Regions from separate parts of the Homo sapiens genome. Here region 1 is linked to region 2. Evidence: read pairs that join two places in POLR2A ChIA-PET (ENCODE). Cell type or tissue: MCF 10A. All regions are shown on one strand. Each heading gives the region's core, and the rest is flanking DNA. Links, peaks and the distances in the headings are about the cores only.

Region 1 (5,382 bases), core at 134-5,133, 64 kb after region 2:
TCCAGCAGCCCAGAGCAGGAAGGACATCACTTAGCTTCTGTTTATGGCTTCTCCGCTACTCAGCTCCCCTAGAGTGGAGCCTTTGTCTCAGGGACTCCTCCACCCTTCTATTGCTCGGCAGGGCACAGTGCTGCTCCCCTTTCTCAGTGGCAGCTCTGTAAACACCGATTGATGAATTAATTGGCAACAGTGATAATGACTGCTCTCAAGTACCTACAACAAAAGTTGTTGTTTTCCTCAGGGATCTGCCCAGAACTGATGTACCTAGGGTTGGCATTAGAAAAATAATGAACAATATCAGCGGATATTAGTGACCGAGGAAGCAGGCGCCAGTTTAGCTCTAGACACCACACTGAGATTCACACAATTAGAAGTTTACAGTCAACTGTTGGATGATACAGTCCATTAATCTTTCTAACAGTTACATGGTTCCATTTGGACCAGGCTCAACTCTCATAAAATGCAGACTCATTACACTGACTCAGATGGGAGCCGGGAGAACATGTTCAAGGGCAGCACTGCCATTGGCATGCATACTTGAGGAACTATTTTGGCATCTTAAATGTGAAATGGAAGTTAGGCAGTTTCTCCGGAAAGTCAGTCCTTGCTTTTGCTTATCTAGTCCTTTGCTCCTCTGTCCTGCTTGTCTCATCCACTTGGGCTGGGAATTCAAATACAAAGAGGAGAGCATCTGTAATCATCTGCTCAGAGAACATGGCCAGGGAATTTTACCAAAGTAGATTTAAGAACAAAATCATCCTGTTTGGGAGGCAGTGGAATAGGCAGCCAATGTAAATATAGCAACTCAGAGGATGAAGTGGGTAATTTGACCTCTTGAATACCCTTTGGATCTTGAATATCCAGTCTGATTATATTGAACAAATGAGCTCATAGTTCTCAAATCTACAGACTTAGAATGATGAGGAGAACGCTGTTTCACCTATGTACTTTCTATTACAGAGACGTGCCTCTTGGTGTTACGAGCTTGGTGAATGTAATTTCATTACATCTGTATTGCCACTTTTTCAGCTGAGAAGTGATGTCTTAGAAAAGTAAAATGACTCGCTCAAAGTCACACAGCTGTGAAGTGAGCAGACAAGCATATGTAAATGGACCGCAGGCTTATTGAGGCCATGCTCTGAAATCTACCTTGGCATTATCAGAGGGAGAGGCTATACTTTCAGCTTTTGTTAATAATTTTAACCCTAAAGAGGAGGAAAATGAAGGGTAAAATATGAGGAAGTTGGGAGAGAGAAATGTAGAAATGGTGTTGACTTCACCTACATCACCATCGGCCTAAACTGGCTGTGCAGTCAGGGGAAGGGGGCATTTGGATGTGGTTCTATGATGCCTGGGAATGGGAATTAAGATTTATTTGAGATCAGTTAACAAGTAGGCATCCTAATAACTGCTTAAAAATGCATGTGAGGCTGGAAAACATGCAGGCTCTAGAGGAGAATGTAGAAACGCTGCAGGACTGTCAGTTCTAAGCATTATTACTATGCTGCAGTGGTTTCCAATGACTATGTAGTTCTGATGCATGTGGCATGGGTCTTTCCACTTAAAACCACTTTCAGGATCTTTTACACACTCTCCTTGCGTTTGCATAAACTATAACCACTGTAATCAATATTTCCTACCAATAGATTCTGGTCATTGAGCACTGAGCCTGTTCTGAAAAGATGGTTCCTGGAATCCTAACAGTGATGAAGTCATATTGATCATCTGCATATGGATTGTCTATGGCCAATTTTTAAATGCCATTCTGATTTCTCACAGCCCACAAGATCCTTCTAAGCCAGCTCCTTTTATACTCTGTCACTGGGAGCAAGGGAGGGCACATTGATTTTAATATTGGCTTTAGTCAAACCTCATTAGGAAGGTCAATGTACTGCCATAATCTCACTAAATAATATGTTTAAAACACTAAATAAATAACACATTATCCATAGTTTTGGAACATCAAGGCAGCTTTTTTAAGTATCACAGCTTATTTAAGACAAAGGAGTTTTAAGCACAGTACTTTTGGCTTCTCTCCCACAATGTTGCAATATGATATTTAGAGCTTGTGAATCGAGACAAACATGTATGGCCAGGTGTGGTTTGACATAAAAATTTCTGAGAGACAGTTGGTCTCTGTGCATGATAAATGGTCAAAAATCTCATTCATTTCTCATATCTGTGCTTTAAAAGGAAAGGTAAATATACCGAAGGCTTCCTTTTCTTTGGTTGGCATTTATCTTCTCAAGTGTGGAGGTCCATTTGATTAATGTCTAGTCATTTAAGGAAAATGATGTCTGCTTTAAATTGCATGAAATATGAAACGATTAGGTCATGCTTCTGGGGAGTTTTTATGTTCAATTACTTAAACTTTTTAAAACTTTTTTTTTTTAAGTTTTGTGTTGTGTGCGTCAAGGAGACCCTCACATCCCCTGCATAACTCAATAGATGGGGCAGGCCAGGCATGGTGGCTCTTGCCTGTAATCCCAGGACTTTGGGAGGCTGAAGCAGTAGGATTACTCAAGTCCAGGAGTTTGAGACCAGACCTGGCAACATAGTGAGACCTCATCTCTACAAAAAAAAAAAAAAAAAAAAAAAAAAAAAAATCAGCCAGGTGTGGTGGTGCATGCCTGTAGTCCCAGCTAATTGGAGTCTAAGGTGGGAGGATCACTTGAGCCTAGGAGGTTCAGGCTGCAGTGAGCCATGGTTGTACCACTGCACTCCAGCCTGGAGAACAGAGCGAGACCTTGTTTAGAAAGAAAAAAAAAGATGGGGCTATTTTCTGATGTGGATCCTTCTTTAGCAGGAGTCTTCATCTGCTGGCAGTGATGGCTTTGAATTCTGGCTGTGCCCAAGTACTAGTGGGTAGTGGTCTCGTCTGGTGGGCAACCACATGCTAACCTATCCCTCTTTCAAAGTTTTATTAATTATGAAAGACAAATGTCCATTCTAATTTGGAAATTACATTTTACATTGTTGGCCATGGTACCACACTGAGGCTGCTGCTTTTCATTATATTATTATCCAGTCTGGGTTTTGACTTTTGTTGTGTGCTTGTAGTCATTTTCTCCTAGTGGACTAACATAGTTTCAAACACTACATAAATAACCCAGTTCCATTTGCTAGTTTCCACAATTTTTAAAAATCAAGATACCAGATAAAATAATGTTTTGATGGCTAGAGGCTATTATCAGCCTATTACAGAAGCCTGGTCTTTGGAAAGGTATAAATCAGACAACGCAGTTTCAGTGATGCTGTGCTCTTCTGATTTTTTAACGCCTTCTGTCAAGGCTGCCTTTACCTGCATCTTTTGATAATAAGAGAATTAGATCATTGGCATCATCACAAGATGCATCTGGCAGCAGCGTTTCTTCATTATTATCATTACCAGGGGTTTGTGGTGTTGGATTTCTTTCAGTTCCATTTGTTTCATGTCTGTATGTTTCTGGGTTCTGATAGTGCCTGTCTCTCTCTCTCTCTCTCTCTCTCTCTCTCTCTCTCTCTCTCTCTCTCTGTGTGTGTGTGTGTGTGTGTGTGTGTGTGTGTGTGTGTGTGTGTGGTTTAAGGATACAGAGAGTTAGAGAGAGAGACTAACAGAGAGATTGACAGTGAGGAGGAAAGAGATTGGTAGAAAATTAAAAGAAGGTGGGGCTGGGCGCAGTGGCTCATGCTTGTAATCCCAGCACTTTGGGAGGCAGAGGCAGGCGGATCATGAGGTCAGGAAATCGAGACCATCCTGGCTAACATGGTGAAACCTCGTCTCTACTAAAAATACAAAAAATTAGCTGGGTGTGGTGGTGCACACTTGTAGTCCCAGCTACTCGGGAGGCTGAGGCAGGAGAATCACTTGAACCTGGGAGGTGGAGGGTGCAGTGAGTGGAGATTGCAGCACTGTACTCCAGCCTGGGTGACAGACTGAGACTCTTGTCTAAAAAAAAAAAAAGAAAAAAGAAAAGAAAAAGAAAGGAAAAGAAAAGAAAAAGAGAAGAAGTTGGAAAAGAGAGACTGGGTAGTGGTGTGCTGGGGATTCCTTCCCTTACCCTGATCACACCCCTACCCCTATTCTTTATCTACCAAGCAGCCTATGAGGCCTAGTCAGCCATTCCTCAGCACTCAGCCGAGGGATAGTGTGGCTTCCTTTGAGACCGTTCCTGGGTTTTCTATCCTTTCTCTGTCTACCTTCCCACCCTCCTTCAGAATCAGAGGTCCTGAAATGTGTGGCATAGAGGATATCTCACACAGGGAAGCACGATTTCCCTACCTATCTTTCGAACAGCCCCTTCTAGACTTAGTGGCACTTGAGGAAACATTCTCTTTGTTTCTGTATAAGCTGTCACTCCCTCTTCCTGTCAAAGGTTCTGGTTTCATTCAGCCAAGATGAGTAGAGATGATTTCCCACATGAAAATCCTTGAAGAGAATTCCTTTTGCCTTCCTTCTTCCTGAACACACAGCTGAACTGTTCTTCCTGTGCCTAGGGTATCAAAGTGGGACCATGAGACCGAGTTTTGGCCAACAGAATGTGGGTAGAAGCTATGCTGGCCACTACCAGGCCATTAAACCTTCTGTGCAATCTTCCAAGCTTTGCTTCTCACTGTCCTTGGGCTGGAAGTAGGATATTCTGAGACCCTAGAAGACAGAGTATCCTCAGGATGGAGGGCCCAAATCCGTGTCTCACTGCTAGGAAGAGGTGCTCCCAAGTGAGCTGCCTGGCCAGAGACATTCACACTGGTCTCTCAGTGAGCAGCGCCAGAGATTTAGGGTTATGACAACTGTTAGTGTCACACCAGAACTGCATATCTGTGATTTTTTTTTTTTTTTTGAAGAAAACAAGTTTGGTTGTGGTAGTTTTCAGTAAAGTCTTTTGACTTATAAGAAAGAAACTAGGATGCTGCTATCTTTGAAAAAAGAATAAATTTGTGCAAAGCACTGATAACATCTTCAGACCTAATATCCAACATTGTGCAGCATGGTCAATTTTCAAGAGGATATATATTTCCAGGAATAATCAGGACATTTGCATTATCCTCAGTTTTGGGAAGAAATTATTATAAATGGTTCCATTTGTGCATTAGTGAAATCCCTAATCCCATGGTGTGCTTGTCATATGACTGTTCATTTGCAGGTATTCAACATTTCCGATACGAGTATTCCCTTACCTGCTTTTAAATCATTACTGTTTTTATAATGGCTTCATTATTTCTTAATTGTCCTAATTTTTTTTCTTACCTATTCTTGTTAAAAGCCGATTAAAATGTGAATAATTTCAACATCCCAGGCATTCTAGAAACAAAATGAATTTCAGGTTTACATCCATTTGTCAGTAAAAGGCAGAAGAGGAGGGCAGGATGGACAATTCTAGATTAACCTCAACTGAATTTAAT
Region 2 (5,382 bases), core at 145-5,144:
ATTAGCTGCCTGGCTGACCTTTGATTGGGGGGAACACTTCAGCTTTACTTTCCATATTTCTCAGTGTCTGAGTGCATTTTTGACATTTCCTATCTGCATCTACCCACAACGTGCCCACATTTAATTTGGTAATTGGCTTCCTCTGGAAGATATAACTAATGTAGATACCATATTTCTCACAAAAATTTGGGAGTTTTTTGATCATTTTTGATGCAAAGTACAATGAGAATTCAAGACCTTATTATTATTCTTACTAAACAAGAGGCGCACCAGGTTTAAAGTCAGATTTGTTTCTGTGTTAATAATACATTTGTATTACCCTTCCTTGCAATCCCCGTCTCTACTCCTGCTATCTTCAATGTGAGTTTGCACTTGTCAAAATGAATAATATGCAGCATCAATTCAAACTCCACTTTTCCAGTGTGTTCAGCTGTAATAGTTTCACTTTGCCTTGATTCTGTTGATTGCTATTAAATCCTGGATTCCTTTAAAATCTGGGAGATGGTCCTTAAAGTCTCACTTATAAATTGTGTGCATTTATTAGAATCTTGCTTAGAACAAAGAGTATTCAAGCCCCTGGAAAAGATTGCCGTTTACTTCTACACTCTAGATAGAAGAGGTTGCAGAAACACATTTTGTTTTTTGAGGAAAAAATTGTTTCAAAGGTATAATAAATGGTTGTGGAGAAGCTCTTCCTTTTCCTTCCTTCCTTCCTTCCTCTGTCCCTCTCTCTTTCTATGTTTTGTCTTGTGGGGGAAAATTATAATCTAAACCCAACACACTTTAGTGAAGACAGCGGATTTTGGCCAAGATTCACAAGTTTCTTTGTGTCTATATGCCATTGATGTAAATGAAATGTTAGTTGAATGTATTATGACAGCATTATTCTCATGGGGTATATTTAGATTTCAAAATCCAGCCCCCAACTCTTTTATTCAATGACTATGGTTATTTTAGACTACGTTTTAAGAAATAATTCCAGATAAAGTATTACAAATATCAAACCTATTTTTAAGAAAATCAACCTACTCCAAATAAACACCCATCCAAAGTGTAGTTAAGTCAGTTGAGCATGGTAAATAAAATCCAGTGGCTATCAATACTGGCTGAGCACACCTGCAGGCACAGCTGTGTGCTGGGTGCTGGGCACAGGAGTCCTGGAAGGCACTGTGACAGAACAGCTTATGGGAGAGGAAGAGGGGACGCTGATTTGTTGAATGCCTGTTATGGTTACAACTAGATGCAGGTTTACCATGAGGCTAATGAACCTTGAGCTTTAGGGCCCACATTTGCACAGATCCTTTCCAAGACCCTGTAGCACCTAAGTAATATGTTCACATGGCCACGTGTTTTGTAAAGTTTGGAAAAATAAGATATTTAAGTGCAGTTAGTTATGATCACTGTTTTTGTTTGCTCCTACTTCCCCTTTTGATAGGTACTTCCTTTAGTATTGAGTAGTGGGTGTGTTTAAAGATGGCCACTAGTATTTTGGGGACCTCGTTAAGGGAAATTGGGTTGGGACAACATTTGGTTTTGGTTTCCTGGTCTGCAGTCACTTCATGCCCAGTTATGTTCTTGCTAACCATCCCAGTGTAGAGACAGCTTCCCAGAATACATGTACTGTCCACCGGCTGACACCCAGCATGGGGGACAAAACTCAGAGCCCAGGCGTTGTATCACAACAGCAACACGCTCTACAGGGCCTGGCATCAGCATCAGAAATAGGTGACCGATGAGGGAGACACAAGATTTGAAATGTACAGAGGCAGAATCTGGTGTCATCAATGACTGGTGAAAACGGAAGCTCTTTTCTGTCAGGAATATACTTAATAATGAAACACAAATCGCCGTGTATAAACCCACCATACATTTTTCTTGGTGTGAGAAAAACGTGAGAAAAATGTGAGAAATAGAATGGATCACAATTCTTGTATTTTTAGGGTACAAACCCGTAGCCATATTATAAACAGAAATATGGCTGTGTTTAATGCTTAATGCATCCAGCTATCAATAATATAAAACAAGTTTTGTTCAATTGAAGTAGAGCAAAGGCTAAATTATCTTTTTATTCTCTCTATAAAAATCATATTACAAAATCATTGTCATATAAAGAAGTGATAAAGACTGTGCAGCCAAATATGGGAAAAATATTATGGAGGTTCATCAGGCTATTAATAAAAATATTGGGTTATTTTTCTGTATTTTGTGATGCATATGGCATTTGGCAGCTTAAAAATATGTAATTTATGGTGATTCCTTTTCTCTTTCTAAGTACGCATTCACTTTCACTTTCTCTTCTAGTCTTTAGACAGTGCTCTCCAAATTGTAAGCACTCTGAGCCCCACACAGTCTGGATCCACCAGGCCCAGGCTCTGTGCCAGTTTCAGGCATGTTAATCTTATTTCAGCTGCACCTTGGCTGGGCATGCTAGAACCTGCTCATCCCTTTTCGTACAAAAAGTGAGGCTCAACAAGGTGGAGTCAGTTTCCCGAGGTGAGATATAAGCGCAGGCCTGGATCCTTCCCCAGGTCAGCCTGTATTCACCACATGCTGGATTCACACCCAAGCCCAAGACTTGGCAGTGAGACTTTTCTCTTTTCAAGGCTGCCCTTGATGTCTGTCCTTTAATGTAGCACTTAGGAGCTTTCTCATTTAGCCTTCACAGTAGTTTTTTTCTTGTTTCATTACACCTCCCTTATTTTCAGCAAACTTTAAAAAATCTATTTCACACTGTGAGCAGAGGTCACCAGGTGGAAATCTCAACCCCTCCTCTTCCTCTGACCCCCGCCCCCAACCATCCTCCTCCTAGCCTGTCCTAGTGGAACTCAGTGAACGATGCCCCTCTGTTTCGCTCCTGCAAACCAGCAGTCCTCCCCACTTCACTCACTCACTCACCTCTGCATTCAGTCAGTTCCAAGATTTGTAGAGTTAAGCTCGTCAATACCTCTTGCCCTCCCTCCATCCCGCCGACCCTCCCCTCTGCCCCATCATTAGCTCAGGCCCGGATTGGGATTGGTTTAACTAAGTGACCTGCTACTTGGCCTCCTTGGTTTAGCTCTTCTTTAATCTGTTCTCAACAATGCTGCCATCTGATTCTATTCCCCTTCTGTTTAGAATCGTTTAAGTCATTCATTTATCATCTAACAAATCCTTACTGAGATGCTAATTTGACGTGGGCAATGGGGACACAGTGGAGAACAAGACAAAGTTCTTACCTTCATGGAGCTCACATTCTAGCATGGGGAGACCCACTATAAACAATGTTAATAAGTTAAGAATATAGATATTTCTAAAATCTGGACAAAAATGTGCATGTCAGAGAGTGATAAATGTTAGGCAGGAAAATGAAGCAGGGTAGGGGACCTAAAGCAAACGAGCAGCAAGGGAAGGGAATTTCTTATTTTGTGTATAGACTGGCTGGAGGAGGCTTCACTGATAAAGCAGATATTTGTCTGAGCAGAGACTTGAATGAAGCAAGGGCGACAAGCCATCGGGACATGCGGAAGAACATTCTAGGAGAGGAAACCGTAGGAAGGAGCATGACTGCCATGCTGGAGGTGCAGCAAGGAGGGTGGAATCTTGGTACCTTGGTGGGAGCTCAGGGGCATGGGTTGACAGCATGGCATTGGGTGTATGTCATGGGAGGCCTCTTGCTATTGAGAGGTTTGGTTTTTACTCTGAGTGGGTTGCAGCATTGTGAGGTTTTGAGCAGAGTAGTGATATGATCTGAGTTGTAGGTAACAAAATCATTCCTGGCAATGTGTTGGGAAGGGATTGTAGAGGGGCAAGAGTAGAAGCAGGGAGAACATCAGGAGACCACTGCCATGATCCAGGCAAGAGGTGATGATGGCTTAGAGCGGATGGCAAGAAGTGGGCAGATTCTGGATGTCTGTTGCATGGTTCTGTGTCCTTCAAGATAAAATGCCGAGTGCTCAGCATATCACACAAGGTCCTTCGTATCTGTCTCCTTCATATTTCTTAGCTGTCCCTAGGGCTTTGCACATACTACTCTGTGTTCCCAGAGCCCCTAGCTACTTCCTTGAATGCACAACTCAGTAAGCCCTCTCTTTTCTTCCTCCAAACCTGGCTGGACTATTTTTTCAGCTCCTTGCACTTGTCTCCATTCCTTTGTGATATAATTGTGTCTTTACTTGTTTGCCTTCTCCACACTGGGCTGTGAGCTCTTTGAAGGAAGAAATTACCTGAGACTGGGTAATTTATAAAGGAGAGAGGTTTAATGGACTCGTGGTTCCATATGGCTGGGAGGCCTCACAATCATGGTGGGAGAGAAGGAAGAGCAAAGGGATGTCTTACATGGTGGCTGGCAAGAGGACTTGTGCAGGGGAACTCCCATTTTTAGACCCATCAGATCTTGTGAGACTTATTCACTACCACAAGAACGGTATGGGGGAAACCGCTGGCCTGATTCAATTATCTCCACCTGGCCCCACCCTTGACACATGGAGATTATCACAATTCATGGTGAGATTTGAGTGGGGACACAGCCATATCACCAGTGCTTGGCACATAAAGAGATATTCAATAAATATTTGTTTCGTGGTGAAATATACACACTAATAAGGCCTGGGCTTGAACTTCTTTTTTTTTTTTGAGAAAGGGTCTCACTTTGTCACTCAGGCTGGAGTGCCATGGCATGATCACAACTCACTATAGCCTCAAACTCCTGGGCTTAAGTATCCTCCCACTTCAGCCTCCCGAGTAGCTGGGACCACAGGCATGTACCACCAAGCTTGGCTGATTTTTAAATTATTTTTGTAGAGATGTGGTGTCTCTCTGTTTTCCAGATTGGTCTCCAACTCCTGGGCTCAAACAGTCCTCCTCCCTTGGCCTCCCAAAATACTGAGATTACAGGCATGAATCACCATGCCTGGCCTGGGCTTGAACTTCTGGTTCTTCAAGGAAAAGCCCTAGAGAAGCATTCCCAGCCTAGGGACATACATAAACAAAGACAGCAGTGGGATTTAACTTTGGAATATAGACACTGCAACCTTAGGAACTTTTTAGAGTATCGTGGGGTTTAAACAAACAAAAAGAAAAAACTAGCAGTATAGGCAAAAGGAGTGAAGGGTCAGCAGTTATGGAGTAAAAATACAAAGACTTACTGTTTGTAGAGTGCCTACTCTCAGTCATACTCTCTACTAGCATCTGAACTATGGAGTCAGAGATTGACCTGGAGGCTTCTGGGGCCCTGTGAAACCTGGCTGAGTGTGTTTTTTAAAAAAGTGTTATGGTCTGAATGTTTGCATCCTCCCAAAATTCATATGTTGAAATATTAACCCCACGGTGATGGTATTAGGAGGCAGGGTTTTTGGGAGGTGATTAGCTCATGAGGGAAGAACCCTCATGGATGAGGTTAGTGCT

What was found. Peaks named below come from ENCODE experiments on the same cell type or tissue, not always from the same donor. Only the 100,000 strongest peaks of a DNase experiment are listed, where the experiment ranks them.
Region 1: POLR2A ChIA-PET joins it to region 2 with 16 read pairs; 3 of 35 experiments call an interaction of 5 or more read pairs at or near these places.

What each region holds. Positions count from the first base shown.
Region 1 is chr2:176,534,866-176,540,247 of GRCh38, forward strand. No RefSeq gene overlaps it. Among named protein-coding and RNA genes, the nearest start is that of NRAL, 30 kb to the left of the region's middle. In MCF 10A, for the core only: no CTCF peak of the experiment used is centred there; a DNase peak (open chromatin) is centred at 2,046.
Region 2 is chr2:176,470,986-176,476,367 of GRCh38, forward strand. No RefSeq gene overlaps it. Among named protein-coding and RNA genes, the nearest start is that of NRAL, 34 kb to the right of the region's middle. RefSeq lists enhancers at 2,293-2,402, 2,493-2,562. In MCF 10A, for the core only: no CTCF peak of the experiment used is centred there; a DNase peak (open chromatin) is centred at 2,406.